2 separate regions of the Homo sapiens genome follow, and region 1 is linked to region 2. A link is an interaction called in ENCODE POLR2A ChIA-PET data of the cell type or tissue named here. Cell type or tissue: PC-9. All regions are shown on one strand. Each heading gives the region's core, and the rest is flanking DNA. Links, peaks and the distances in the headings are about the cores only.

The links. Peaks named below come from ENCODE experiments on the same cell type or tissue, not always from the same donor. Only the 100,000 strongest peaks of a DNase experiment are listed, where the experiment ranks them.
Region 1: POLR2A ChIA-PET joins it to region 2 with 5 read pairs; 7 of 35 experiments call an interaction of 5 or more read pairs at or near these places.

Annotation. Positions count from the first base shown.
Region 1 is chr6:37,799,874-37,815,941 of GRCh38, reverse strand. No RefSeq gene overlaps it. Among named protein-coding and RNA genes, the nearest start is that of ZFAND3-DT, 11 kb to the left of the region's middle. RefSeq lists a cis regulatory region at 9,198 and an enhancer at 9,114-9,283. In PC-9, for the core only: no CTCF peak of the experiment used is centred there; DNase peaks (open chromatin) are centred at 7,561 and 10,311.
Region 2 is chr6:37,975,201-37,991,268 of GRCh38, reverse strand. All of the region lies in intron 2 of ZFAND3 (zinc finger AN1-type containing 3), which reads right to left. Among named protein-coding and RNA genes, the nearest start is that of ZFAND3, 160 kb to the right of the region's middle. In PC-9, for the core only: no CTCF peak of the experiment used is centred there; no DNase peak of the experiment used is centred there; H3K27ac peaks cover 421 bases.

The sequences.
Region 1 (16,068 bases), core at 2,778-10,777, 170 kb after region 2:
TTGGCAGAGTGCTTTTGTCGTAATTGTCTTGACTATTTTCTGTCGTGTATTATGTTCCAGATGAACCTGTGATGTGACTCCTGGGAGTAGTTTGCAATCACCATTGGCCCAAAAGGAGCCATCTACGTGCTCAGTGGGGTCTAGTAAAGGATAATATTAATTCTTCAGCAGCCAGAGCTTTTGAAGTAGGAACTGAGGGTGTATAGAAAAGAGCCTGGTATGATTCAAGGTCAGGAGCAAACAATGGCTGCCTTCTTGGTAAGAATTCAAAAGACCTACTTAGCCCTGGAAGACTTTACCAAAAAGAAGGGACTTGTAGAGACCTGAGAGAAAGCAGATGATCCTCCACTCTAATTCTAATCCCTACCCTTGAAACTCACTCTCAGTTCAAAACTTGTCATCATTATAATCCATCCTAACCTAGTATTAGCCCCAATGTCCAATCCAAACTCTAGATTTAATTCTAATCCTAATATTATCTGTAAAATTTAATCTCAGTTCCCAACTCTAGTTTTATGAGCTTAACAAAGGCTCTTTGCCTTGCCACTGAGTTATTTTCCCTAGCTCCTTTTTCTTGGGTCCCTTGACCCTGACTGACGAATGAGAGCAGAGAACCCTATAACATCCTGGACCTCTGGAGAGAATGAGAGCCAATTTCAATAATCCAGGTTGGATCCAAGGCCTTGGGCTGCCAGGAAAGAGAAAGTGGGGCATCTGTGACCAGAGCAGGAGGCAGAGACCCTGCCCAGTCACATTTCTTGTTGCCTAATTCAGGGACTACTAAGCCTCTGAAAGTCCAGAATACATGCACTCCAAGTCACCTATGTAGACTCAGGAATGTGAGGTACAGTTGGCCTACAGTGGAAGACCTGAGACCCCTCTGCAAAACAATATGGTTAGATTAGACGAGTGACCCCTCTGCAAAACAATATGGTTAGATTAGACGAGTGGCTTTTACGCTATGTTCTCAGAGAGCAAGAATTCTGAGTTTTGCTCTCCTCTTTCATTTGAATTTGGCTTTCCAAGGGGATGAGAAATTTTTTTTCAAAAGGCATTGAACGAGATCCTCTCTAAGGTTCCTTCTGGCCCTTGAGTTTTCTGATGTGCAGTTGATTCTTTTAGTCACTTATGGTCCAGTTGGCATGGATAAACTCTCAGAGCCAAGGGAAAAGAAGGGCAACCAAGCATACCATCTCCAGCCTGTCTCAGGAAACTAAAAATGAATTAAATAAAATGAAGAGTGCGACGGGGAGAAAGGGAGGAGGGGAGAAAATGCTGCCATTTCACGTCCCATGTTCCTCACGTTCATGAAGCAATTGCTGATTTCCCTGCTGCTCACACCCATCTTGGTGTGAAATTTGATTTTGCTGACTTTTAAATTTATTTTCAAGAATGGAAATAATTGTTTTTCCTAGAAATACTTGACCTTTGTGGGGAAAAAGAAATTCAAACAATGAGAAAGCAGAAGTCCTCCCTAATACCATCGTCCTCTAGAGATACCCTTTGCTAACAGTTGGTATATAGCCGTCTAGGCTTTTCATTTGTGTATGGTCATATAAATGGAATCATGTAACACATAGTATACTCTAGCTGATTTTTTTTTAACTTTGAAATAAGTCACGTACATCTTCCATATATAGTTCTGCAGTATAGTCTTTTAGTTAGGGTTCTCTAAAGAAACAGAACCAATGGGAAATTATATATGAGATTTATTATAAGGAATTGGTTTACACAATTATGGAGGCAGAGAAGTCCCAAGATTTGCAGTGTAAAGGCCTGGGAACCAGGAGAATCCATGGTGTAAGTTCTAGTCTGATTCGGAAGCAGGAGAAGATGGATGTCCCAACTCAAAGGCTTTCAGGCAGACAGCAAATTCTTTCTTGCTTAGCCTTTTCTTCTGTTCAGGCCTTCAATAGGCCTGCCCATCTTGGGGAGGGCAATCTACTTTACTCAGTCTACCATTTTGTTTTAATTCATTCAAACTGCTATAACAAAATACCATAAGGGCCAGGCGCGGTGGCTCACGCCTGTAATCCCAGCACTTTGGGAGGCTGAGGTGGGCAGATCACGAGGTCAGGAGATCAAGACCATCCTGGCTAACACAGTGAAACCCCGTCTCTACTAAAAATACAAAAAATTAGCCTAGCGTGGTGGCAGGCGCCTGTGGTCCCAGCTACTCGGGAGGCTGAGGCAGGAGAATGGCGTGAACCCAGGAGGCGGAGCTTGCAGTGAGCCAAGATTGCGCCACTGCACTCCAGCCTGGGCGACAGAGTGAGACTCCATCTCAAAAAAAAAAAAAAAAAAAAAAAAACCATAAAGTGGGCAGCTTATGAACAACAAGAATTTATTCCTCACAGTTTTGGAGGTTGGGAAGTCCAAGATCAAGCCACTGGCAGATTTGATCTGATGAGAGCCCACTTTCTGGTTCATAGATGGTACTTTCTTGCCATGTCTTCATATGGTAGAAGGGGCAAATGAGCTCCCTTGGACACTAATGCCATTCATGAGGACTGTGCCTTTATTATCTAATCATCTTCTAAAGGGCTGTACCTCCTAATGCCATCACCATGGGGATTAGGAGTTCAACATATAAACTGGGGACTATGTGTGTTGGGGGACACAAGTATTCAGACTGTAGCAAATGTTAATCTCAACCTCAAAGATGCACCCATAATAATATTTAACCAAATATCTGGGTACTGTGCAGCCCAGTCAAGTTGACATGTAACATTAACTATCACACTAAAATCATGGGCTCCAAACTCAGGCTGCCTAAGTTCAAAAGTCAGGCTGCCTAAGTTCAAATGTGGGCTCTGCCACCTACTAGCTCAGAGACTTGAGGGAAGTTACTTAGCTGGTCTGTGTCTTAGTTTCCTCATCTGTAAAGGAGGCATTTGTAATGAGCTGTGGTTTTTATCTGCCTACTTCTCCCTGCTCTTCAGGGGTGCACACACTCACTGGTTTCGTCAGGGAGCCCTATCCTTCTGGACACAGGAATTGGGATTGGCTCAGGGAAAGGCAGGGCCCTCCCTAGGGTGACTTGTGAGCTTTGTCTTCTGAGATCAAGTGTCCCAAAGACCATGTAAGCCTGGAGCTGCTGAAGGACCTACCATCTGTAGTGAGGCTGCCTGGGGAATCGAGCCCACAGAAGGGAAAGAAGAGAGTTGGAGAGAGAGAGACTAAATCATCACAACGTTGTCTAAGTCCTTCAATCCAACTAAGTCTGACGCCAGAGCTACCCTCTGGACTTTTCAGTTACATGGGCCAATAAATTCCTTCTTTTACCTGCACAATTTAAATTGAGTTTCATTATGTTCCATGAGAAAATCCTGACCATCCCTAGTAGTATCTACCTATTTCATAGGTTTATTGTGATGATTAAAGTATATAATCTGTGAGGAAATCTTAGCGTAGTATGTAGTGTGTAGTACAAGCTCAGGCCGGGCATGGTGGCTCACACCTGTAATCCCAGCACTTTGGGAGGCCTAGGCAGGCAGATCACTTGAGGTCAGGATTTCTAGACCAGCCTGGCCAACGTGGTGAAACCCTGTCTCTACTAAAAATACAAAAATTAGCCAGGCATGGTGGCGCACACCTGTAATCCCAGCTACTTGGGAGGCTGAAGCAGGAGAATCGCCTGAACCTGGGAGGCAGAGGTTGCAGTGAGCTGAGATTGCACCACTGCACTCCAGCCTGGGCCACAGAGGGAGACTCTGTCTCAAAAAAAAAAAAAAAAAAAAAAAAAAGCTCCATAAACACGTGCTATTGTTATTATTATTTGTTTCTTTTTAATGGCTACTGACTATTGTATGGGTGAATTATTTAAAGAATCTCCTCTTGATTCATTTCTCTCATTGATTCATTTGCTTTCATTTATTCATTCAAAAGACACTTACTGAGCACTGTATTAGGCCGTTGTTGCATTGCTATAAAGAAATGCCCGAGACCAGGTAATTCATAAAAGAAAAGATATTTAATTGGCTCATGGTTCTGCAGCCTGCATAGGAAGCATAGCATCAGCATCTGCTCAGCTTCTGGGGAGACCTCAAGGGGCTTTTACTTATGGCAGAAAGTGAAGCAAGATCAGGTACTTTACATGGTGAAAGCAAGAACAAGAGAGAATTGGGGGACAGGGGAATGCCACACACTGTTTTTTTTTTTTTTTTTTTTTGAGACAAGTCTTGCTCTGTCGCCCAAGCTGAAGTGCAGTGGCACGATCTTGGCTCACAGCAAGCTCTGCCTCACGGGTTCACACCATTCTCCTGCCTCAGCCTCCCGAGTAGCTGGGACTACAGGTGCCCGCCACCATGCCCAGCTAATTTTTTGTATTTTTCATACAGACGAGGTTTCACTGTGTTAGCCAGGATAGTCTCGATCTCCCGACCTCGTGATACGACCGCCTCAGCCTCCCAAAGTGCTGGGATTACAGGCGTGAGCTTTCCACTTTTATAAACAATTTTACAATGAACATCTTTGTCCATTTGTCCTATTAATGTCTTAGATAAATTTTTTAGGAAAAGAATTTCAGGCCGGGCACGGTGTTTCATGCCTGTAATCCCAGCACTTTGGGAGGCCAAGACGGGCAGATCATCTGAGGTCAGGAGTTCGAGATCAGCCTAGCCAACATGGTGAAACCCCGTCTCTACTAAAAATGTAAAAATTAGCTAGGCATGGTGGCAAGTGCCTGTAAATCCCAGCTACTTGGGAGGCTGAGACAGGAGAATTGCTTGAACACAGGAGGTGGAGGTTGTGGTGAAGCGAGATCAGGTCATTGCACTCCAGCCTGGGCAACAAGAGCGAAACTCCATCTCAAAAAAAAATGGAAGGCTGGTTGGGCGCAGTGGCTCATGCCTGTAATCCCAGCACTTTGGGAGGCCGAGGTGGGCGGATCATGAGGTCAGGAGATGGAGACCATCCTGGCTAACACAGTGAAACTCTGTCTGTACCAAAAATACAAAAAATTAGCCAAGAATGGTGGCACATTCCCATAGTCCCAGCTATCCGGGAGGCTGAGGCAGGAGAATCGCTTGAACTCGGGAGGTGGAGGTGGCAGTGAGCCGAGATTGCACCACTGCACTCCAGCCTGGGTGACAGAGCAAGACTCCGTCTCAAAAAAAAAAAAAAAAAAGAATTTCAATGCCACTTAACGTTCATTGTATATGGCCAAACTTCCCTCCAGAAAGCTCATACCAATTTACACTCCCTCCAATAGTGAATGAGAAAGCAGATTTCCCCATACCTCCGTAGCCTGGAGATATCATCATTCTCTTTAATCATTGCCAATGCAAAGGTAAAAAATGGCACATAATAGATGTTTTAATTTGCATTTTGGGAGTTATTAATGAGGTCTGGGTTTTTTAATGTATATAAATATACCATTTGAATTTGAATTTACTTTTATATGGCATTATCTGTTTATGTCCTTTGTCCGTTTTTCTACAGGAGCTTTTTTTTTTCTTATTTAGCTTAAGATATTAATGTTGGTTTATTTTATTTTATTTTATTTTATTTTATTTTATTTTATTTTATTTTTTGAGACAGAGTTTTGCTCTTATCGCCCAGGCTGGAGTGCAATGGCACGATCTTGGCTCACTGCAACCTCCGCCTCCTGGGTTCAAGCGATTCTCCTGCCTCAGCCTCCTCAGTAGCTGGGATTACAGGCGCCTGCCACCACACCTGGCTAACTTTTTTACTTTTTGTAGAGACGGGTTTCACCATGTTGGCCAGGCTGGTCTTGAACTCCTGACCTCAAGTGATCCGCCCACCTCGGCCTCCCAAAGTGCTGGGATTACAGGCATGAGCCACTGCGCCCAGCCATTAATGTTGGTTTTAAGAATATTAACTCATTGTCATATGCACTGCAAATTCTTTCTCTGTCATTTGTCTCTTAATTGTATCTAGGAATTTTGATTTTCTTTATTATTATTATTATTATTATTATTATACTTTAAGTTTTAGGGTACATGTGCACAACGTGCAGGTTTGTTACATATGTATACATGTGCCATGTTGGTGTGCTGCACCCATTAATTCGTCATTTACATTAGGTATATCACCTAATGCTATCCCTCCCTCCTCCCCCCACCCCAGAATAGTCCCCAGTGTGTGATGTTCCCCTTCCTGTGTCCATGTGTTCTCATTGTTCAATTCCCACCTATGAGTGAGAACATGAGGTGTTTGGTTTTTTGTCCTTGCGATAGTTTGCTGAGAATGATGGTTTCGGAATTTTGATTTTCAAGATATCTAAAATGCAGTTGAAATATGTGAATTAACCTTGGCTAATGTTTGAATTGCCTACATGGGCACTCTTTTTTAAGTCCTCTATTTGTTGCTTAAAGGCAAAAAAGAAAAGGAGAAAATTAAAGGGGGAAAGACAGGATATTGCAGGGATTGGGGAGCAGGCAGCTGAGAGAAATCTTGCCCCCACAGCCTGCCCCATCCCACCTCATCTCAAGCGGGCTCAGCTTAGAGACCAATAAATGGCCAAGAACTTCATGAATTGGCCCAGCCCATCAGGCTTGATGCCAGCCCTGAGCTCCCTGGGGTGAACCATCCAGGACACGTGCCCCAGCCTTCCCCGTTCTTGTCTAGAGGTTTTAAAAAAGCAGCCAGAAGCCACAGCCAGGCTGCCATGTAACTCTGAGATCCCAGAGACTGGCCTGAAGTTTTTTATCAAGTCCCTTGCTTGTTTGTACAGATCATTTCTAGGGGTGAATGCACCATGTGTGGCTGGGATGGACTCCAAGAACTGACTCGAGGAGAAGAACCAAGGCTGTTTGTGAAAAAGAGAGTTTTAGGATAAAACGGTTAGAATTCATTATTAGGGTGAAATTAGGGAAGGAGCCAGAGTTGGGGAGGTTGGGCTTGAGAGTCAGGAGTAGACATTTGGAATGCCAGACAGAATTAGTGGCTCAAGGAAAGGCTTATGACCTGGAAAGAAGCTCAGATGTACAGGATGAAGTCGAAAGGTTAAGACTGGTGTATTCATTGCCAGGCGCGGTGGCTCACGCCTGTAATCCTAGCACTTTGGGGGGCCCAGGTGGGTGGATCACGAGGTCAGGAGATCAAGACCATCCTGGCTAACACGGTGAAACCCCACCTGTACTAAGAAAACTTAGCCGGGCGTGGTGGCAGGTGCCTATAGTCCCAGCTACTCGGCAGGCTGAGGCAGGAGAGTGGCATGAACCTGGGAGGCAGAGCTTGCGGTGAGCCAAGATCGCGCCACTGCACTCCAGCCTGGGCAACAGAGCGAGACTCAGTCTCAAAAAAAAAAAAAAAGATTGGTGTGTTCGTTTGGGTTTCCCCAGAAGCTGAGCCTGAGATAAGGATTGAGGGGTACAGAGAACACAGCTGGGGATGGCAAGGTGGCCAATAAAGGGTGTATCATCGAGCCAGTTATCATTGGGAGTGACTGTGCAAAACCTCACATTAAAGCCATCCCATCTGAGGAGTCGGGGGAGGTGGCACACTGAGTTTTATATACCCACTTCCATCAATAGTTGACATAGATCATTGCACTTCAGCCTGCCTTTGCAGGCAAAACAGGCTTCTCTGGTTTCAGAGAAAACCCTCAGGCAAAGACATGCAGAGACGGGCCATTGGAATTTGGTGGGATCACTGAAGTGGTAAGGGCTGAGGGATACGGACCAGACTGGCATCTACAGTGTCTCCTATACCTGGAGACAATGTGTGTGTGTAGATTTGAGAGATGTGATATTTGCTAAAATTATCCAGGGGTTTCTTCCTAAGGTCATGATTAATCAGGTAAGGCTAGTTGTCTTCTGATTAGGAGTAAAGGAGCAGACTTGAGGTTATAACTGAGATTAGAGAATTAGAGTTCTAGTACCAGCACTCAGGATATTCATCCTGCCCCAAGTTGCACAGCTTGGTAAGCCACACAGGTGGTGAACCAGGGCAGGATTGGGACCTCCAAAGCCCAGTAAGAGGATAGAGGGCAAGATGGCCTGTTATAGGGAGGGCGGTTTCTGCAGGATCCTTGCCGCCTGCAACTCCTTCCCCGGCAGCCAGGAAACTGGGCTAGAAGGAGGCTGTGCAGCTGCCATCTGTTCTCCCGGCTCAACTGCCTGGCAACTGCCTGCCCATATCTGCTCTCTGCTCTGGAGGAGGAGGCATTCCTCCACGGCCCATTGGGCAGGACGAGGAGCTGTGCCCTTGCCAAGGCTGCACCACATGATGGATTCAATGATGATGACTTTCTGATGTGGGGGCTGCTCAGTCATGTAGCAGACCCAATCCCATCTGGTGTATGTTCTTGAAAGGGCTGCTGGAAGAAAAAATCCACATACTGCTCATGCTGGTGGGAGGGTGTGCGTGTATACACATGTACAGGAGGAGTGTGTACACACAGGTGTGAGTACACAGGTGTGAAGCTAGATGTGTTTATATATGTGCATGCGCACGCACATACGGGGGAAACATGAACATTGAGAATTCAAAACTATTGCGTTCAATTTCCTTCTCAGAGATCATTGAGCAAATAAGTCCTTAATAATTAATAATGCTTCTGTTTTTTAAATGCTTTCCACATGGAGTAACTTAGTAGGTGCTTTATACACTTTGGTTATTGTAGTTAATATAAATCTTACAAGTGCCACTCAAAAGAAATTTTATCTTCTTTATGCTACAGATGAGAAACCAAAGTTTGTGAGGCTAAATGAGCTGTCCAACACTCAATTCGTAAGTGGCAGAGCCCGGTTTCAAGACCATGTCTCTTATTCCACAGTACATGATATTTAATTTTCATCCTCTCCTAAATCTTCTCAATGAGAATGAACCAACAAACTACAGCTACACACAACAATAGGAGTGATTTGCATAAAATTAATGTTGAGCAAAAGAAGCCAGACAGAAAAGAATACCTACTACACGATTTCATTTATATCAAGTTCAAAAACAGGCAGAACTAATCTATGATATCAAGAGTTAGGAGAATGGTTAGCCTTGCAAGGGGCAGGGAATGACTGGAAGGGGACACTGGAGGGACTTGTGGGGGGCTAGTAATTGGTAATATTTTCTGTCACCCAGGCGGGAGTGCAATGGTGCAATCACGGCTCACTGCAGCCTTGAATGCCCTAGCTCAAGTGATCCTCCTACCTCAGCCTCCCGAGTAGCTGGGACCACAGGCATGGACTACTATGTCAGGCTAATTTTAAAATTTCTTTTAGAGATGAGATCTCACTATGTTGCTCAGGCTTGAACTCCTGGGCTCCAGCAATTCTGCATCCAGTCGGTAATATTGTATTTCTTGACCTGGTGCTAGTTACATGGGTGCATTAAGTTTGTGTGAATTCATTGAGCTGTGTAGGTATGGTTCGTACACTTTTCTGTATGAATGTTTCATCTCAGTAGGAGTTCAAAATGAAAAGAAAAACCTTGCCAGGTGCTGAGAGGAATTTAGAGAAAGAAAGCACCACTGGGCCTACCTTTATGGGGCTTCTCTTCTAATCACGGGGACATAGTCTGAGCCTCAGGAAGTTTCTAGGCTGTGGAGTAGAAAGTCTTGAGGTCAGTGGACTCTGAGCTGAGTGTTCCAGGGGAGCTTACAAGGAGAATGAGAAGTGACAAGGAGAGTTAAGTGTAAAGACTGGGCCACCAGATGTGGTCAATATGCAGTGGCCAAGAGAAGATAGCAGCATGGACACCCCAGCTGGATCCTCTACTCCCTGTGGGATGTAGGGAGAACTATTCAACCCCTCAGAACCTTGGTTACCTTCCTTGTGCAATGCAGTCACTGGTAGTAAAGGCTCTTTGAGGACTAAATGACACTATATAGTTAAAACACCTGGCACAGAGCATGGTACATGGCTGGCATTCAAGTAAAGATGTGTTTGGAAAGTGGAAGAAAAGATGCTCTGGAATCTGAGAGCTTCCTCAAATATCAGAAAGGCTGGCAGGTGGAAGATGCCTCACCCACACTGGATAGCTGCGTGGCCAGAACGAAGTGATTTATTACCCATGGGGTGGGACCTGGTCTGTGACGGGCAGGCTGGCACAAGGTTGGTGGCAGCAGCTGGGACTAACTGATAAGCTCTACAAGTAAAATCCCTGGGCTGGGTGCAGTGGCTCACACCTGTAATCCCAGCACTTTGGGAGGCTAAGGCGTGAGAATTGCCTGAGCCCAGGAGTTCAAGACCAGCCTGGGCAATATAGTGAGTCCTCATCTCTACAAAAAAATTAATGAATAAAATAAAGAATTAGCTGAGTGTGGTGCATACCTCTGGTTCCAGTTGTGGTCCCACCTACTCAGGAGGCTGAGGTGGGAGGATCCCTTGAGCCTAGTAGGTCAAGGCTGCAGTGAGTCATGATGTTGCCATGCACTCCAGCCTGGGTGACAAAGTGAGACCCTGTCTCCAAAATAAATAAGTAGGCTGGGCGTGGTGGTTCACGACTGTAATCCTAGCACTTTGGGAGGCCGAGGCAGGTGGATCATTTGAGGTCAGGAGTTCGAGACCAGCCTGGCCAACATAGTGAAACCCCATCTCTACTAAAAATACAAAAATTAGCTGGGCATGGTGGTGGGCGCCTGTAATCCCAGCTACTTGGGAGGCTGAGGCAGGAGAATCACTTGAACCTGGGGAGCAGAGGCTGCAGTTGAGCTGAGATCGCACCACTGCACTCCAGCCTGGGTGACAGAGTGAGACTCCATCTCAATAAAGAAAAAATGAAAATAAAATAAAATAAATAATAAATAAATACAATGAAAGTTTCCCTGAGAGAGATCCAAGAAAAGGGACCCAGGAAAAGACATAGGCTTAGGGGAGTGAGGACAGTTTCCCAGGTTGGTAGCCCACTCAGAACTCTGAGGGAGAGCAGTCTAATTTTATAGAGGCTTATGAAGCTGTGTGCTGTGCGGTGGGAGTTCTTTCCCTATGAAATTGTTTAGAATCCACCCCTCAATTTTTTCCCAAAAAATACAGAGACTGATAGAATTTGTTTTGAAAACTTGAAGGGACCTAGTTTGGCCAGACTGAGTGAGTATCAGCAACCTGAAGACAACTGACAGATGAGTTGCCTAAGAAAACTTCCTGACTCATCTCCAAACTCAAATGCCAAATACCCAAAGAAGGTTTATTTCCCAATATTCCTCTTAGAATTTTGCACTTTCTTGTTCATGCTCCATACTGTACATATTGCATGGCCCACGGGAACTGGTGCATGAAAAACAGCCTTGCATGAGTTATTTTCTGCTTATAACAGACACCCCAAAAAACAGTGGCTTAAGCACAACAGCAGTTTATTTTGGTTTCATTTTTAAAAAGTCCAGCTGACACAGTGATGGAGGCCACAGTGGGCTATGATTGCATTATTGCACTCCAGTCTGGGCAGCAGAGCAACACTCTGCCTCTAAATAAATACATCAATAAATAAGCAAAAAAGAAAAGAAGTCCATAAAAACTCATGCTTCAAAAGATGCCATCCAAAAAATGAAAAGACAAGCCAGAGACTGGGAGAAACTTATCCAAGAAGTACACACACACACACACACACACACACACACACACACACACACACTTGAAACTCAATAATAAAAAGACAACAATTAAAAATGGACAAAAGGGACGGGCACAGTTGTTCATGCCTGCAATCACAATACTTTGGGAGGCTGAAGTGAGAGCATTGCTCGAGCTCAGGATTTCGAGATCAGCCAGGACCACATAGTGAGATATTGTCTCTGCTAAAAATCAAAAAAATTAGCCAAGCATGGTGGCATGCACCTGTAGTCCCAGCTACTTGGGAAGCTGAGATGGGAGAATCATTTGAAACTGGGAAGCCAAGCCTACCATGAACTGTGATCATACCACTGCACTCCAGCCTGGGTAACAGAGTGAGACCTTGCCTAAAAAACAAAACAAAACAGACAAAACATTTGAATTGATAATTCACCAAACAAGGTATATAAATAGCTATTAGGCACATGAAAAGATGTTCAACATCATTAGCCATTATAGAAATGCAGATCAAAACTACAGTGAGATATCACTTCACATCCACTGGAATGACTGTTACCAAAAAGACATACAGTAACAGGTCTTGGTGAAGATATGGAAAAACTGGAACCCTCATCTAGAATGTAAAATGGTAGGAAACTTCACGTGGAATGTAAAATGATAGGAATATAAAATGGTACAGATACTTTGGAAAATCATTTGGCAGTTTCTTGATAGAGTAAACATAAGTTTACTATACCAGCCAGCAATTCCACTCCTATGTATCTACCCCCCAAGAGATATGAAAATATATTCTACACAAAGACTTGAACACAAGTGTTCATATCAGTGTTATTCATAATATCCCAAAGTGGAAAAAACTGAAATATTCATTAACGTGTGAATTGTATAGCCATACATTGGAACACTATTCAGCAATAAAAAGGACAAAAGTCTGGGTGCAATGGCTCACGCCTGTGGTCCCAGCATTTTGCCAGGCTGAGGCAGGCAGATCGCTTGAGCCCAGAAGTTCAAGACCAGCCTGGGCAACACAGGGAGATCTCATCTCTACAAAAAATACAAAAATTAGCTGGGCATGGTGGCACGAACCTGTAGTTGCTGCTACTTGGGAGGCTGAGGTAGGAGGATCACTTGAGCCCAGGAGGTGGAGTCTTCAATGAGCTGAGATCATGCCACTGCACTCCAGCCTGGGCAACAGAGTGAGACCCTGCCTCAAAAGAAAAAAGAAAAAGGAGAAAAAGCACAGATACATGTTAGAACATGAATGAACCTCAAAAACACTATGCTTAGTGAAAGACCACATATTGTATGATTCTGTTTGTATGAAATGTCCAGAAGAGACAAATCCATAGAGGCAGAAAGTACATTTGTGGTTACCAGTGACTGGGGGTGTGAAAAGAAATGAGGCCAAATGGGCAAAAGATTGTGGTGAGGGTTGCACCATTCTGTAACTTTATAAAGTCATTCCTGTTGTTCCTTATTTTTTGTTTGGGTTTTTGCTGTCGTTGTTGTTTTAGAGACAAATCTTGCTTTGTTGCAGACTGAAGTGCGTGGCTCACTGTTCCCTCAAACTCCTGAGCTCAGGGGATCCTCCCACCTTAGCCTCTTGAGTAGCTAGGACTCCTGGCATGTACCACTATGACTGGCTAATTTTTTAATTTTTTTTTAGATACAGGCCCTTGCTATGTTGCCAAGCTGGCCTCAAACTCCTGGCCTCAAGCAATCCTCCACCTTGGCCTCCCAAAGCACTGGGACTACGGGTGTGAGCCACCATGCCCAGCCAATTTTTGTTTGCTTTTATTAAAGTATAATGTATTAGGTCAGTGCAAAAGTAATTGCAGTTTTTGCCATTATATGCAATGTCAAAACCGCAATTACTTTTGCACCAACCTAACACATACAAAAAAGTGCACGTCTAAAATGTACAGCTTGACTTATATACAGAAACACACAGAGACCACACCTCTGTATAACCACCACCCAGGTCAAGATGGTGAACATTTCCGGCTGGGCGCGGTGGCTCATGCCTGTAATCCCAGCACTTTGGGAGGTTGAGGCAGGTGGATCACCTGAGGTCAGGAGTTCGAAACCACCCTGGCCAACATGTTGAAATCTCATCTTTACTAAAAAATACAAAAATTAGCCGGGCCTGGTGGCAGGCGCCTGTAATCCCAGCTACTCAGGAGGCTGAGGCAGGAGAATCGCTTGAACCCAGGAGGTGGAGGTTGCCATGAGCCAAGATCCTGCCACTGCACTCCAGCCTGAGTGACAGAGTAAAACTCCGTCTAAAAAAAAAAAAAAGATAGTGAACATTTCCAGCACCCAAGAAGCCAGCCCCTCACAAAAGCTATCACCATTCTGATTTCTATCTCTATAGGTTAGAGTGTTGCCTGTTCTTAGAACACAGAGCAGGCACTCAAAGGTATTGGCCATTCTCTGTCATTGGAGGGGGTCTCTCCTAGGTTCCTTCTTGATCCTATGATTGCACGTGATTGCACGTGATTGCACTCTAGGCCCAGTGAGGATCACAAATTCTAAATCCTACCTGGGACAGAAAAGCAGCCAAAGTGGATGGGTTCAAGGAGGGACTAGGATGAACCATGGGGTCCAGGCTCCATGAAACAAGGACAGCCATATTCAGCTCCAACCAACATTCCTGAGGTCTGCATCCAGTCAGTGCTATCAGCTGGGAACCCTGGGCTTTTCTCTCTTCTTCTCCTTTCTGGGCCTCCTACCCTGCTCCTTTGCTATGCAAAGCAATTCAGTTCCTCTTAGCCTGGTCTTCTCTTCCAGCTTGGGCCCACAGTCTGTCCTCTTTCTCACCAAAATGTTCTATGAAGACTCATCAAGGTGTTTTCCTAAATGAAAGAAACATCTACTCAGGAGGTAGGAGGAACCACATCCGCTTCTTAAAACATAGCACACTTTTTATGTCCTGCTTTTGTTCCATTTTAGAGATGAAGAAACTGAGACCCAGAAAGTTTAAATTACTTGCCCTGATCACAAAACTCATAACTGGTGACGCTGGAAGTTGAATCCTGACTCCAAAGTCCATGAAGTTTGGCTTGTTCATCTCTGTAGCCCCAGAACTTAGCAAAGTGTCAGAACACATGGTCAGAGCTCAATTAGTGCGTGTCCTATTTGGATCTAATTAAAGGATGGCTGGCGGGTGTGGGTGGACGAAGAGGTCCTGGGCCTGTGAGGACAACTGGAGCAGAGAGAGGACAAATTGTTTAAGGAGTCGGTGGAGGGTGCTGAAGGGAGAGGGGGCTGGGCCCCCGTGCTGGCTGCCTGGAGTGGGCTGCCCCTCCCTGGCTTCTCTCCCTCCTGCCTTCAAGGGGGGCTGGTGCTCTGGGCAGAGGCTGCTGCCATCATTTATCAAAGCCCAGTAGCCTGAGGAAGCTCAGGGGCCATCCTGTAGGACACTTTCAATCAACTTTGGTTCAATTTATTCCCTCTAAATGACTCTGAAATGTAAATAAAATTAAATTAATGCTGCTGTATTTGTCTCTGGTTAGGGCTGTAATGGGCTTCAGTAATGCTGCCCCTGAGATCAGCTGTGAAGAGAGACGCTCTGACAGTAGCAGCGTGGCCAGCTTTGTGCCCCCCTCACACCGTCACCCCTCCATCCTCCCTGCTCTGGAGGGACAGACTACACTCTCCACATTCATCAGTGGGAGGGGTGAGAGGCTGTGGCACCTTCACCTCTTCTTTTTCTTCTTCTTCTTTTTTTTTTTTTGAAATGGAGTCTCACTTTTTCACCCAGGCTGGAGTGCAATGGCATGATCTCGGCTCACTGCAACCTCTGCCTCCCGGGATCAAGCGATTCTCCCGCCTCAGCCTCCTGAGTAGCTCGAAAAAGTCCTTCTGCCCTGTTCTAAAGCTCCAAAAATGTGGACACTGAGGGGGCTGGGGCAGTGGCAATGGGAGTATCTGTGGCAAGCAATCAGGTGGTCCAGGTAGGTTTGCGCTGAGGCTGAAGAAGGGGCAGGCCGGATGCAGTGGCTCACACCTGTAATCTCAGCACTTTGGGAGGCAGAGCCGGGTGGATCACCTGAGGTCAGGAGTTCAAGACCAGCCTGGCCAACATGGTGAAACCCTATCTCTACTAAAAATACAAAAAAGTAGCTGGGCGTGGTGGCAGGAGCCTGTAATCCCAGCTACTCGGGAGGCTGAGGCAGGAGAATCGCTTGAACCCAGGAGGTAAAGGTTGCAGCAAGCCAAGATCATGCCATTGCACTCCAGCCAGGGAAACAAGAGCAAAACTCCATCTAAAAAAAAAACCAATTGATGTCAGGGTGCCAAAATCGCCTCTGATTGAGAACCACAGCCCTGCAGGGAAGGTAGGGAAATGAGGGTGCATAGGAGGAGTGGGTGACAGAATCCTACAAGACATGCACGTCTTTCCACTCTGTCTCATCTAGCCTGCCCCCAAGATGGCATCTAAAATCTATCAACATTGTTCTAACATAAGTAATAAATGGCCATCTAAGCCTTTGGACTAAACACCAGGAACTCTTCCCTCCAGCAGCCTCCTCCACCCTCTCCCACTCCAGTCCCGCAATGTACCCAGCTCAGCCTCAAGAACCAAAAAGCTAAG
Region 2 (16,068 bases), core at 3,906-11,905:
CTCCTTCACAACAGTCTCCACAGACACACAGAGGGAAAATGCCTGTCCAATGAGTCAAGACGCTGAGTTCTGGAAACCAATGTTAGCACACGTGACTAGCTTTTAAGAATCAGGCGGAGTTATTCCTTAGACTCCTGAGGTTTCCAGAGACCCTCCTCCAGTGGGAAATATTCAAACCCACAGAACTTAAAAAAAGAGATCTTTCAAAGGACATTGGGTTATAAGTGACATGACATCCTTAGTGAAAACTGACTCCCACAAAGACAAACTCTTATCCCTGACTGAACTTTTAAGAGACAGAAAAGCCTGTCAAGGATGCCTGCCATGCCTGGGGTCATTCTTTGTGCATTAACTAAAACAAGCTTACTTCCACGTCTATAACTAATTAGACTAAGAATCTGTAATGGAGGTGGCCAAGAGGAAAGGGTGAGGAAGAGTGCTGGTTAAACTGGTACCATGTGAAACAGCTGTCATTGGCCACATGTGGCTATTAAGCACTTAAAATGTGACTGGTCTGAACTGAAACGTGCTTAAGTACAAAAGACACACCAAATTAAGTGATTTAGTATAAAGAAAATAATATTTTAAAACCTTAATACTTTTATACTGATTATATTTTAAAATATTTCATGTATGTTGTGTTAAAATTATTCATTTATTTTGCCTTGTTTTGATTTTGCTTATATGGCTACTAGAAGTTTTAAAATTATGTTACATATTTTTATTGAGCAGCACTGGGTCAGACACACTCTAACCAAAAAGAGAGCTCAGTAAAAGCACCAGCAACTCATATTTATTAGGAGCACTTGCCAGGTTTCAATTATGTGCTATTTCAAATACAGTATTTCTCTTTAGTCTTCACAGTGGCTCTAGGAAGTACATACCCTGGGTTCAAAGAAAGCAAACTGTGGCTTGAGGGGAGGGGGAATATACACACAAAAGTACCCCAAATCATAGCCTAGTAAATACCAGAACAGAAATTTGAATGCAAAACTCTCATTCCAGAGCTTAAGCTCAGAACCCCTAGGCCAGTGATTCTCAAAGTATTGTCCAGGACTATCACCATCACCTGAAAACTTACTAAAAACGAAAATTCTCCAGCTCTTACCCAGACCTAGAGAGTCAAATTCTGGAGGTGGGACTTACTTAGTTAACAGTCTATAGTTTAACAAGCCCTCCAGATGATGCTGATTCAGCCCTAAAGTTAGAGAACCACTGTCCTGGGCTATACCAGTAACAGCCAACGAAATCCTCCCAGAGGATAAATATAAGAAGCATGAGACAAGGCTCGTCTCCGTTATGGTATCTTTTCTTGAAACTCTTCGAGAAAACTGCTCCATGTCCCAGATCAGGTGAGCACTGTGCCTCTGGCTCTGCATCCTAACTTTCTAGAGTATTACTTCAACAACCTTCTTCTAGAAACAGCATTTCATTTCATTAACATCCAGATGGATTCCAGATTTAAATGCAAATAAAATCACAAAAACTAAAATCACAAAAACTACCGTGCCAGCCAACACTGGCTTCTTGGCTGTTCCTGAACCCATCTTGGAACACTCCCAGTTTCATGGCCCTTGCAATTGGTGTCACCTCTGCCTAACACTCTTTCCCCAGATAACTTATGTGGCTTGCTCTTTATCTATTGCTACGGACTGAATGTTTGTGTCCCCCCAAAATTCGTATGTTAAAGCCTATTCCTCAATGTATGGTATTAGAAAGTGGTGACTTGTGGGGCTATTTAGGTCATGAAGGTAGAGTTCTTACGAATGGGATCAGTGCCCTTATAAAAAGAAACAAGAGAGCTGATCTCTTTCTCTCTCTCTCTGCCATGTGGACACAGCAAGAAGGTGTCTGTAAACCAAGGAGAGGGTCTTCACCAGGAACCCAACAATAGCCAGCATGTAATCTTGGACTTCCCAGCCTTCAGTAGTATTATGAGGAATAAATTTATTGTTTTAGCCACCCAAACCAAGGTATTTTAAGATAGAGACTTTGCCAGTTTTATTTTCTGCTATATCCCTATGCTAGGATAGTACCTGGTATACCTTAAATGTTCAGCTAGGCTGGGCATGGTGGCTCATGCCTATAATCCCAGCACTGTGGGAGGTCAAGGCAGGCAGGTCACCTTAGGTCAGGAGTTTGAGGCCCGCCTGGCCAATATGGCAAAACCCTGTCTCTACTAAAAATACAAAAAATTAGCCAGGCATGGTGGCAGGTGCCTGTAATCCCAGCTACTACTGGGAAGGCTGAGGGAGGAGAATTGCTTGAAACCGGGAGTGGAAATTGCAGTGAGCTGAGACCGCACCACTGCACTCCAGCCTGGGTGACAGAGCAAGACTCTGTCTCAAAAAAAAAAAATTCAGCTAAATATTTGTGGAATGAATAAAACTAGACCCTTAAAAAAACATGCGAACAAGCACACCACTCAGGAAGCTGCTCTCTGCTCTATTTCTGGAGACCAAAAGAGTCCCTAACATAGAGCAAATATTCAATAATGTTGGAAGGAGGGAGGAAAGGAGGAGCTAAGAATCTAAGTTAAGGCCACATCCTTAAATAACCAACAGGAACAAGAGGAACCAGAAGAACTATGAAGACAAATCAATGTAAGATATTTGTTTTAACTCAGAATGAGGCTGGCTTCAAAGACAGGGAGCCAAATAAGCATTTAGGAAGCAATATATTTTAATTTTGCAAAACAACAAAAAACAGTAAGCTTATAAACAGAAGCTTTACTGAGAGAAAATGAACAGCTTGAACTACATGGGGGAAAATAATGCATAATGTCAGGAATTGCGAGATACAAAGACAAAATAAAAATTTTTAGAGCAATGACATTTCTGGCAGATGAGGAAAAGTTTGCAATAGATGTAGTGAGATACCACAGCAAGGACAAAGTTTGGCAGGAGTAAAAGCATAAAGGTCAAACTGGAGATACATATTGAGACCACATATTTACACAGCTTACTAGGAAAGCAGCATTGAAGTTCATATGCAGTGATACAGAAAGAATCCTATGTGCTTCCACAGTTGTGAGGAAAAAGCATTAATCACACAGGCCAATGGGGTAATAATAATGCAGCTGTGTAAAGGCAAAGATAACGTTACTATAGGAACTTTGCTTCCAGTTTTTTCTACTTATTGGCAAAATTAATATTTTCTTCTAAGGAAGCATTAAAAACTTTTTTTAAAAAATTTAATTCACACAATATTTCCTTCTAACTGCAATAACTTTAACCAGCAGTTTTTAAAGCATGCTTCTGTAAGAGTAAGAATATGCAAGTAATTAGTTTAGTTCTGGACTTGCCTGAGAAACTCAGAATTTATTCCCGGAAAATACTAAATCTATTCAAAAGAGCTTATTTTAAAGAGGATATTTCATTTTGAAGGCATGTCCAACAGTAATAATGCAACTTTCTAAAGAAAGGGCAGCTGAGACCAAACAAACCATGACCGAGGGTCACTACATCTGTGCCACTTTCCAGTGAGGAGAATTGGCATGTCACCCCAACCTGAGTATCTGGCTCCTGCTCCTCTCCCCTCTCTCCATCCTGATTCAACAAAGTGCTAGCAAATGATCTCAGAAATTCTGTGGCAGAACAGCAGTGCTTACACAGGGGTTAAGATTTAGAGTCACTAAGTCTGGGGCAGGGCCAGGGTATTTAAAGTTTACAAAGGTTCTGCAGGTGAGTTGGAACAACCATTTGAAAGGGTACAATCACTTCACTGAGATGCCTACTACATTTTTAGATTTATAGATTCAGATTTATAGTCCCACTAACACACACAATTATAGGTATCATCATCTTTATCAGAATAATTCACTCCAGGGTCTAAAGTTTCTATAAAATGAATTCTATGCCTACTACTAACTTCTTATTTGATTGTAAACATTTTTGGTTAATACTCACCAATTGAAAGAAATGCTAGATATTGTTACTAGGAGGACTTCTTGAGCAAATTCAAAACTGAATCATTTTTTCCAAAATCTAGAAATGTATTCCTCTGAACATCACCACCCGCAACCTCTGACTCATCAGATCACAAAAATGAATTTCTCTCATGCTGAGAGTTCCACTGGCCACTCACTTCTAACTCCACTCCTTTGTTCTGAGTTTATAATGTTTTCTAGAACTGGGATTAAATTTCACACTTTACAGCAGGTAACACAATCTGATTCAAAGTAAAGTCCCACTCCAGCCTAAATATTCTTAAATATTTTCAAGGCTATTAATTCTCAGAGATAAATCATTGCCCTATATTCAGGAAATGTAAATTTTGACACTGATAAGTTGTGGGCTATCTGAATGAGTCCATGTCTTACTTATCTTTGTATTCCCTGTGCCTGGAACATTTAGTAAACATTCTAGATTTTTTTTTTCCACTGACATAGTTGTCACTTATTAGGTTGGTGTAACTGTGGTTTTAATAAAGTATTAATTGCTTTTTAATACTTAGGCTTCTTAATGAGGGGAAAATATGCTCCTTCCTGGTTAAGTATGGATAGTTAAATAATATAACAATCCTCCCTTCTTCAGAGACTCATCCTTTGCTATAATGATTAAACTTTCCTAAATAGAGAAAGAAGACTAAATGAACTGCGAAAATGCGAAAATAAATACATAAATGATTTTAAAAGCCAGGTCAACATAAAGCTGGACAGACGGGGTTGGGAGGTAGTCGGGTTTTCACTAATTAAACGCTTATTTTTATCCACTAAACTAAGGATAAAAAAACCAACAAATGTCACAAGAAAACTGGTGGTTAGTTCTTCACTCCCCAAGGAAGATGTTTCTTTGCACAGCAGGTACTGGTAGTGGCTTACTGAACATAATTTCTGGTGCCTATAACATGCAACCACTGCCACCACCCCAAAAATCCATTCAAATACTCACCTAGGTAACAGCTGGTGAATCCCATGAGAGCTCAGTCACTTAACAGACCACAAACTCAAATGTCTAAAGGATAAGGCAGGTAATGTAAGTGAGTAAAGTAAGCTAGGCTCAGGACAACAGGCAGTAGTTTAGACTGGCAAACTCAAGGATACCTGCCAGTCTAATGGGCAATATCTACTCAACTCCTGCCAACCAGAGCCACAAAGAAATGTAAAAAGAAAAAAAAAATTATATTTTGTAAAGAGAACCCAAACTCAGAATTTATGTGACATCTCCCCTACTTTGAAAACACTGCAGGCCAAATCAAACGTATCTGCAGACAATGTCTACTTTTGTGTTTTCCTTTTAAAATACAAATGTCCCTGAGAGAGCTGGTTATCTGTTTCAGTCTTGGGACAGCAACAAAATGCTTTTAGCACAGGAGGTGCTTGATAAAGACTTGTTAGATGGATGGATAGATCTGAGATTACAAAATATTTCAGGCATAAAAAGAGACTAGAATAATAAAAGCAAATTCCACATAGCTTCACAATTTGACAAACATCTGCCTCTCCTGTCTCATCTACCTCTTCTAACTTAATTCTCCTTTATCTATTCCTCTTTTTACTTTTCAACTACATGTGCTTTGTATGTTGGTGGCACTGTGAACCTTAAGTAATAACACCAACCTAAACTTTACTTATTGTTATTTTTTTTTGGAGACAGGGTCTCACTGTGTCACCACACTGGAGAGCAGTGACACAATCTTGGTTCACCGCAGCCTCAACCTCCTGGGCTCAAGCAATCCTTCCACCTCAGTCTCCTGAGTAGCTGGAACCACAAGCACGTGCCACCAGGCGTGTGTGGGGGTGTGTGTGTGTGTGTGTGTGTGTGTGTGGAACCACAAGCACGTGCCACCAGGCGCATGTGTGTGTGTAGACAGGGTTTCACCATGTTGCCCAGGCTGGTCTCGAATCCCTGGGCTCAAGCTATCTGCCCGCCTCAGCCTCCCAAAGTGCTTGGATTACAGCCATGAGCCTAGGTTCTTAATGTATCAGTATTTGTTAAACTGAGTTATTTCATTACAAAGAAATGTTTGTTTTATTTTATTTTTATTTTGCTACGTTGCCCAGGCTGGCCTCAAACTCCTGGACACAAGTGATCCTCCTATCTCAGCCTCCTAAGAAGCCGTGACTACAGGCACATGCCACTACACCCAGCTGAAATTTTATTTTATAAAAGAATTCCCTTGAGTATCACATTCCTCTAGTGCCTTACATACCTGATGCTCAATAAACACTCATTGCCTAGTTTATAGATCTTTATTTAATAAACTAAAGACTGAGAGAAACTAAAACTAAAGTACTGGAAGTCTTATATCATTGAACAATTAGAAATAAAACATCCCTTTTTAATTTTTTCAGACATTTTTCACATTCAACTTTTTGAGACTGCTGAAAAAAGTATAACTGCTGCAGTAGCCCCATGAACACGTAACACATACAGCAATGACCTCTCTGATAATTAACAGACTAAGTCCTAGGCTTCCATAGTCTCAAAAGGGAGATGCAATGACAACAGCTACAACTGGCTCATTCCACTAGTTCAGACCAGCTTAGCTGGATCTAGCTGAAACTTGCCTTAGCCTCTAGACGAGTAGCTCACTCTTATAGATGAGAGTACTGGACACCTGGATGCTGGAATGTAGAAGTCCACTGGGCTTCAGTAGAAGTTTTAAATAAATCACTTTTAAGACAAAAGTTTCTGCCAACTAGCTTTTAGCACTGATACACTGCTTTGTTCAAATTATGTAATCATATACAATTTAAATGTTTTCAGAAAGTACCATCTTCACATCCTACCATCAACTATAGAGGAACTCACAAGGGAGTGACTGTTGTTCAAATTTTTAGTTTGCTTTCTAGTACCACCTGAGGGAATGTGAAAGCTAAGACTGCACATCTGAGCCCCCATTCCAACCCATGGCTCTGCCACTGATAATATACTCCCTCTTCTCATATGTACAACGGGAAACCTGGACAGTTTTACCTTTAAAGCTCTTAACACTTAGTTCATCTGACTCAATTTTTGTTTTAGTTTCTTTCTCAGCAGTTCTAACTAATTGTAAGAATTGGCATTTCATGACCTTTATACTTTTGAGTCACTGCAAGAAATTTCATGCTCTATCTTGCAATTACCATATTGGTCCAATAGACTCACTTTATAAATATAAGACACATTATGGAAGTTTAGCGATCTTATTTTTCCTATATCTTGAAACATGTTAACATTTCATCATCCAGATAGTTTACCACTACTCATCAATTATATCCAACTGTGCTTTCAAAAAGACTATAACCCAAAAAAGAAAAATGATGGAATCACCTACAGTGAAGGATGATGCAATCATGAAATAAATAATTATCCTTCAGCTTTTTTCATTGCACTGCCCAAAGTAAGTCACGTGTTGCTGAACAATGGGGTTATCTTTTGAAAAATGCAATTTCATTGTTGTGTGAACATCATAGAGTGAACTTCCACAAACCTAGATGGTATAGCCTACTACACACTTAGGCTATATGGTATAGCCTATAGCTCTTGGACTACAAACCTGTATAAGCATGTTACTGTACTGAATACTGTGGGCAATTATAAAACAAAGGTATTTGTGAATCTAAACATATCTGAAAACAGAAAAGGCAGAGTAAAAACACCATATAAAAGATAAAAAATGGGGCCAGGGGTGGGGGGTGGCTCACGCCTGTAATCCCAGCACTTTGGGAGGTCAAGGCGGGTGGATCACCTGAGGTCGGGAGTTCAAGACCAGCCTGACCAACATGGAGGAACTCCATCTCTACTAAAAATACAAAATTAGCCGGGTGTGGTGGTTCATGCCTGTAATCCCAGCTACCTGGGAGGCTGAGGCAGGAGGAGAATAGCTTGAACCCGGGAGGCAGTGGTTGCAGTGAGCTGAGGTCACACCATTGCACTCCAGCCTAGGCAACAAGAGCAAAACTCCATCTCAAAAAAAAAAAAAAAAAAAAAAAAAAAAAAGATAAAAACTGGTACACCTGTATAGGACACTTACCATGCAGGCAGCTTACAGGACTGGAAGGTGCTCTGGGTAAGTGAATGGTCAGTAAATGTGAAGGCCTAGCACATTACTGTGGGGTTTATAAACGGTACACATGGTACACCAAATTTATTGTTTAAAATATTTTTTCCTTCTACTTCTAAACTTAGCTCACTGTAACTTTTATATTATAAAACTTCTGAATTTTTAAAACCTTGGACTCTTTTGTATTAACATTTAGCTTATAACACAAACACAATGTACAGCTGTACAAAAATATTTTCTTTATATCCTTATTCTATATGCTTTTGTCTATTTTAAAACATTTTTATTTTTTGTTTTACTTTTTAAACTTTTTGTTAAAAACTGCAACACAAACACATACATTAGCCTAAGTCAACACAGGGTAAGGATCATCAGCATCACTGTCTTCCACCTCCACAAGGATTTTTTCCTACTGGAAGGTCTTCAGGGGTAGTAACAGGTATAGAGCTATCATCTCCAGTGACAACACTGCCTTCTTCTGGAATACCTCCCGAAGGAGTTGCCTGAGGCTACTTTACAGTTAACTTTTTAAAAAAATAAATACCATACTCTAAGGATAGATAGCATAATAAATACATAAACCAGTAACATAGTCATTTCTTGTCATTATCAAGCACTATGTGGTGTACATAATTGTACTGGCTATACTTTTATACAACTGGCAGCACAGTAGATATACTTACACAAGCATCATCGTAAACACATGTGTAATGTATTGTGTTAGGATGGCTACCACGTCACTAGGCAATAGGAGTTTTTTCAGTTCCTCTATAATTTTATGGGACCACTGTTGCATATGTGGTCTGCCCTTGATGCAAACATTGTTACACATGACTATATTTGCATCATCTTTCACCCTCTAGAAGGCTGCTCCACTGCTTATGTCATTTACAAATATAAAAATATATATAATTGGCTACATTTTTATTGCACAACTGTGAAAGGAAAATATATCTCGGGACCCCAAAATCACTAAGCCAAAGGAAAAAGTCAAGCTGGGAACTGCATATGGCAAACCTGACTCTTATTCTATCCCTAAATAAGATACATACAAAGATTAAAAAAAAAAAAAGCTACATACCTCCCTCACCATTTGCCCACAAGGAAATTCCTTGTGGACAAAGGACAGACAGAAGACAGAACTCAAAGTTGTCCCTCTGCTCACATGAGACAAACGCACATCTGATTGCTTCCTTTGCCCTATTGTTTCACTAAGCCAGACTAAGGCATAAATGACTATCCTTGTAAATGGCGTATTCTGTGAAACCTTAATCAGAAACTCAAAAGAATGAAACTGTCATTTACCTGCTTATGACCCAGAAGCCCTCTCCCCACTTTGAGTTGTCCAAACTGAACCACTGTAAATCTTACATGTACTGACTGATGTATCATGTCTCCTTAAAATATATAAAACCAAGCTGTGTGTGCCCTGACCACGTTGGGCACATGGCATTAGGACCTTCCAAGGCTTTGTAACAGGTGCATCCTTAACCCTGGCAAAATAAACTTCCTAAATTGAGACTTATCTCAGACACTCTTCGGTTTACACAACTCATGTTGACCTTCTACAAGGAAAAATTTTTTAAATAATATTATTTCCCCACAAGCCACCACCCAGAGTCAAACACTATATATTTTGGTGTTTCCCATCAAAAACATACACATATATATTTACATATTACAAATTTTAAATTTAGAATTTATAACAAAACTTACTGAGAATTCCATGATCCTCCCACAGTAACAATGAGCATTCTAAAGCACCTACCTAACCATGACCAAAAATCACAATACCCTAAGATCTCACTACAGTGGTCACAGACATGAAGCTGATGATCCTGGCTTCAATATGGGTGAAAACAGTTATTTTTAAAAGAGAATATTCACAGAACAGCATCACTTAGTCCAAATCTGAAACAAAGATAACAGCTGTCTTCTCATTCCAGAGTCCTGAACAAGGTCGTACTGTGATTTATAACTGTTGACCTCACCATGTTGTAGTTTTTGTTTAAGTGCCCCAAATGTCTTGAAATACAAGAAACACGCTATTCCTATGAAGAAAATACCATCCTAAGTCAGCCAAAATTGTTCTACCTATACATCTATCACCACAAGCATCCCTATCAGCCTCTAGGCTGGAACTACCAGCTAGGTATGGTTGCCTTAGGCTCAGACCACTGATTCCTCATTTCCCTTTTAGGAAACTCAGTACTTTAAATGTACCCCCTGCTCCTTGCTATGTTCTCCTGGTGCCCTCAGAAGTATATTCCAATTGTGCTTTTTTGTGCACAAGAACAAATAGAAAGCAGAGAAATAAATTCCCATTATAAATTTTCCAGCAGGAATCTACTTCACCAAGCTAGGTACTGCTTACCCTACAATTAATTTTAATATTGCAGCAGGGAAGGCTTTTTTCCTTTATGTTTTAATCTGGGGACAAGAACAAATCCAGTAATAGAACGTCAACATTAATTTGAGGGGAGATGAAAAATGACTTAATAACACTGCAGCAGGATTAATATTGTACGATAGATCATGAAGTCATAAAACTCTTGACAAATTCATTTTTGTATCACTGTATATTCTTGCTAATAGGGCAGGGCATATCTGAAAAGCTGTTAATACCTTACTGCACAAATGCCGATCAAATTGTACTGCAAGGGGATGTATTGTGCAGGAGGTGGAAGAAGAGAATTGTCCTCACCCATTGCAGTTTGCAGTTAAATGCAGCAGAAAGAAGAATAAGGGTAGAGTGGTTTCAAGCAGGAAGCTAATACTTGCTTCAAATCAAGTGATACAATTCAGAAAATGAGTTGATGGTTACCAGGAAAACAAATTGGAAAACAGATCAGCAAATGATACAAGAGAGATTTTACCCAAACAGCTCTAAACAAGGCACCAAGCCAAGAGGCCAAATAGGGAAATCTTTGCCTAGTCTGACACAAAAGCAGCTACTACAAGGTCCTTAAACAAAATGTACATTAAAAACAACTACATCCAAGCGAGGCAGGTTAACAGGGACTGGATTTCTCTTCCTGCCTGAAACAAAAACAAATAAAAACAGACAAAAATTACAATTTTCATGACTCTGGATATCTAGCAAAAAAAAAAAAAAAGACAGTGACCTCTGAGAGATGGGAAACAAAGGAGACCAGCCCTACAATTGTCTTGGCTTATTGCCTTGAAGAGAATTACTGGGCCATGGAACAGAGAAGGGAACATGAAGTGGAGTACAGCAGTAGCCCTGGCTTGGTAGGCATGTAACCTGTGCAGCTGCAGCTCCGAAGGGTGCAGTGCTTGGTTTAATGATCTGATTAAAATTAGAATTTTAAGAAACTAAATAATTTTTTAACAAAGGCTCACATTTTCATTTTACACTGGGCCCTGCTAATTATATAGCTGGTCCTACTCAGCAGATGTGGTAAGTTGAGGAAATAAGCTAAGAGGCCTGATGAGAACAAAGCAGCTAGAGTTCACAGAACAGAAAAACACACAAGGAAGAGTTATATATCAGGAGAGGATCCTGATTATTCAGCCAAGTACAGGTCAGCACATGCATACGAAAAAACTATCTGATGCCAGGCAAAGAACCATCGTAATGGATTGTTTTGACAGGGCTTGAGACGCACATAGACAGGGCAAGGAATAGTGCCTGTGCCCAATGTCAGACTGGAAAAACTCATAATTCAGGAGCATTGCATAGAGTACTCAAGAAGGTTTTATCTTGGAAGTAGAGAACAATTAACTCTACATTGAGCACCTCTCCAAACCCACTTTTAAACACACACACACCATAAAAGCACAATTCCAAAAGACAAAATTGCTTCCAAGTAACTTAACTGCATCTTCGAACAAAGCTCAAGATTTGTACATTTACAGAAATACATGGCACCCAACAAAGTAAATCTCACAGTATCTGCCACCCAAACACAGATAATCAAATACACAAAGTTGTAAGAAAACTTGACCCACCATGAAAAGAATAATCACAACCAACTCAGAACTGACAGAGGTGTTGAAATTAGCAGAGATGGATATTAAAACACCACCACAGCAGAATTTGCAGGCTGCCACTGAAGCAGTAACGAGGTGAAAAATTTTAGCATTAAATCTTTATTAGAAAAGATTTCAAATCAATAAACTCAGTTCCCACCTTAAGAAAGAAAATAAGAACAAATTAAACTCAAAGTAGAAGGAAGGAAATAAAGATTAAAGTGAGAATTCATGAAACAGAAAAAAGCCATGAAACCCAAAAGAGGGGTCTTTGAGATTATCAATAAGTTGATAAATGTCTAGCCAGACTGACTAGAGAAAAAAAAAAAAGACACAAATTATCAGTATCAGAAATGAGAGGTGTCTTCACTACAGTTTTATGCATATTAAAAGCATAAAATGCTGGCCAGCCTGGCCAACATGGTAAAACCCCATCTCTACTAAAAATACAAAAATTAGCCCAGTGTGGTGGCCGGCGCCTGTAATCCCTGCTACTCAGGAGGCTGAGGCATGAGAATCACTTGAACCCAGGAGGCAGAGGTTGCAGTGAGCTGAGACGGATGAAATGTTATAAACAACTTTATGCCATAAATACAAGTTAGAGGAAATGGACAAACGCACTAAAAGACAAGCTCACTCAAGAAGAAATAGATATTCTGAATAACCGTGTATCATTATCAAAGAAATTGCATTTGCAGTTAAAACTCTCTGACAAAGAAAACTCCCTGTGTAGATGGCTTCATTCATGAATCTCATCAAACATTTAAAGAAGAAACAACAGCAACTCTAAACAAACCCCTAACAGAAAATTAAAGAGGAAGGGAATACTTTCCAACTCATTCTATGAGTTCAGAAGTACTCTAATAACAAAACCAGACAAAGACATTACAAGATAAAACTACAGACCAACATCCATGATGAAATGTAGATGCAAAAATTCTAAGCAAAATTTTATCCAAAAATAGAATGTATCACAACCAAACGGAATTTATCCCAAAATTGTATGACTGCTTTAACATTTGAAACCCAACCAGTGTAATTAATTCACTATATTAATGAATTAAAGGAGAAAAACAACATGATCTCAACAGACATAGAAAAAACATTTTACAGCCAGGCACAGTCTCAGTTCGAGACTGGCCTGACCAACATGGTGAAACCCTGTGTCTCCACTAAAAATACGAAAATTAGCCAGCCATAGAGGTGGGCACCTGTAATCCCAGCTACTGAGGAGGCTGAGGCAGGAGAATCACTTGAACTCAGGAGGCGGAAGTTGCAGTGAGCTTGAGATCAAGCCACTGCACTCTAGCCTGGGAGACAGAGTGAGAAGGAAGAAAGGAAGAAAGGAAGAAAGGAAGAACGGAAGAAAGGAAGAAAGGAAGAGGAGAGGAGAGGAGAGAAAGGAAGGAAGAAGGAAAGGAAGGAAGGAAGGAAGGAAGGAAGGAAGGAAGGAAGGAAAAGCATTTTACAAAATTCAACATTCATTCTTCATTTGAAAAAAAAAAAAAACAAAAAACTCAGCAAACCAGAAATAAAAGGGGGCTTCCTTAACCTAATCAAGAGCATCTGTGAAAAACCTATAGCTAATCTCATACTTACTGGTGAAAGACTGAAAGCTTGCCCTCTTAGATCAGCAACAGAAAGGGACGTTTGCTCCCACCACCTCTATTCAACATTGTAGGCTGGGTGCAGTGGCTCATGTCCGTAAGCAATCCCAGCACTTTGGGAGGCTGAGGCATGCGGATCACTTGAGGTCAGGAGTTCAAGACCAGCCTGGTCAACATGGTGAAACCCCCGTCTCTACTAAAAATACAAAAATTACCCAGGCGTAGTGGTGGGCACCTGTAATCCTAGCTACTCGGGAGGCTAACGCACGAGAATCACTTGAACCCGGGAGGCAGAGGTTGCAGTCAGCTGAGATCGTGCTACTGCACTCCAGCCTGGGCGACAGAGCGAGACTCAGTCTCAAAAATAAATAAATACATAAATAAATAGTACTGAAGAGTCTAACCAGTACAATCATGTGAGAAAAGAAATACAGTTATACGACGTAACACAACATTTCAGTCGATGACAGACCACATATACAATGAGGGTCCCATAAGATTATATTTCTACTATACCTTTTCTACTTATGTTTAGATACTAAAATATTTACCATTGTGTTACAATTGCCTACAGTATTTGGTGCAGTATACTCTATGATGTTAGCACAATGATGACATTGCCTAACAATGCATTTCTCTGAATGCATCCTCACAATTAAGAGACACATGACCATAAAAGGTATCTAAAGTGGAGAGAAAGAAGTAAAACTGTCTTCATTCACAAACATCATGATTGTCTGGTGATATGGTTTGGCTCTGTGTCCCCACCCAAATATCATCTAAAATTGTAATCCCCACGTGTCCCCACCAGGAAGGGACCTGGTGGAAGGTGACTGGATCATGGGGGTGGTTTCCCCCATGCTGTTCTCATGATAGTGAGGGAGCTCTCACAAGAGCTCATGGTGTTAAAGTGTGGCCCTTCCTCTTTCTCACCTGCCACCATGTAAGACATGCCTCACTTCTCCTTTGCCTTCCACCATTATTGTAAGTTTCCTGAGGCCTCCCTGTTCATGCAGAACTGTGAGTCAATTAAACCTCTTTTGTTTATAAATTACCCAGTCTCGGGTAGTATCTTTTTTTTTTTTTTTTTTTTTTGGAGACAGTGTCTCACTCTGTTACACAGGCTGGAGTGCAGTGGCGCAATCTCGGCTCACTGCAACCTCTACTTCCGGGGCTCAAGTGATTCTTCCACCTCAGCCTCCCAAGTAGCTGGGACTATAGGTGTGTGCCACCATTCCCAGATAATTTTTGTCTTTTTTTGGTAGAGACAGGGTTTCACCATGTTGGTCAGTCTGGTCTCAAACTCCTGACCTCAACTGACCCACCTACCTTGGCCTCCCAAAGTGCTGGGAATACAGGCATGAGCCACCACGCCTGGCCTCTGGTAGTATCTTTACAGCAGTGTGAAAATGGACTAATACATCTTTATAGAAAACCCAATGAATAAATAATAAAGTTACTATAACTAATAAGTTTACCAAGTTTACAGATACAAAATCAATATATGAACCATCACATACTATTTTCAAAGGTTAAATACCCTTTAAAGTAGCATCAACAATATTAACTTCTTAGAGATAAATCTGACAAAACATGTGAAAGACCTATACAACAAAAAATATGAAATTTTGCTGAGAGAAATTAAAGAAGGCCTAAAGAGAGATCACTTCTATCATAGATTGAAAGACTCAACATTGTTAAGATGTAAATTTTCCCGTTAATCTACACATTCACAGCAATCCCAACCACAAATCCAGCAGGATTTTTGGGAGAAACTGACAAACTGATGCTAAAACTCATATTGAAATAAAAAGGGCCTAGAATAGCCAAAACAACTCTGAAAATAAAGTTGAAGGATTAACACTACCTGATTTCAAGAATTATTATAAAGTTTATGTAATCAAAAGAGGTATTGGCATAAAGCAGACAAACAGATCAATGCAACAGAATATAAACTCCAGAAAAAAAACCCCCACATATATGGACAACTGACTTTTGACAAAGTCCCAAAGGCACTGCAGTGTGAAGAAAGATAGCCTTTTCAACTACTGGTGCTTGAAAATAATAAACTCAGATGTATACCTCCATATCATATATAAAAATTTACATAAATCATCAGTATAAATATAAACCCTGAAACTATGAAACTTCCTGAAGAAAATGCAGAAAAAATATTTAAAAGCATAAAGAACAAATGGATAAACTGAACTTCATTGAAATGAAAAACTTCTCTTCAAAACTCACTGTTATAAAAAAGACAAGTCAAAGAGCAAGAAAAAATCTTTGCAAACATAAATATGAAAAAGATTTGTATCCAGAATAAAGGATATTAATAGTATCAGTAACAAAAGAAAAAAACCCAATTTAAAAATAGGCAAAAAAATTTCAACGGTTGAACAAAGAAGATACATGGATGGCAATAAGCTCATGAAAAGATGCTCAATGTCATTAGAGAAATGCAAATTGTAACCATAATGAG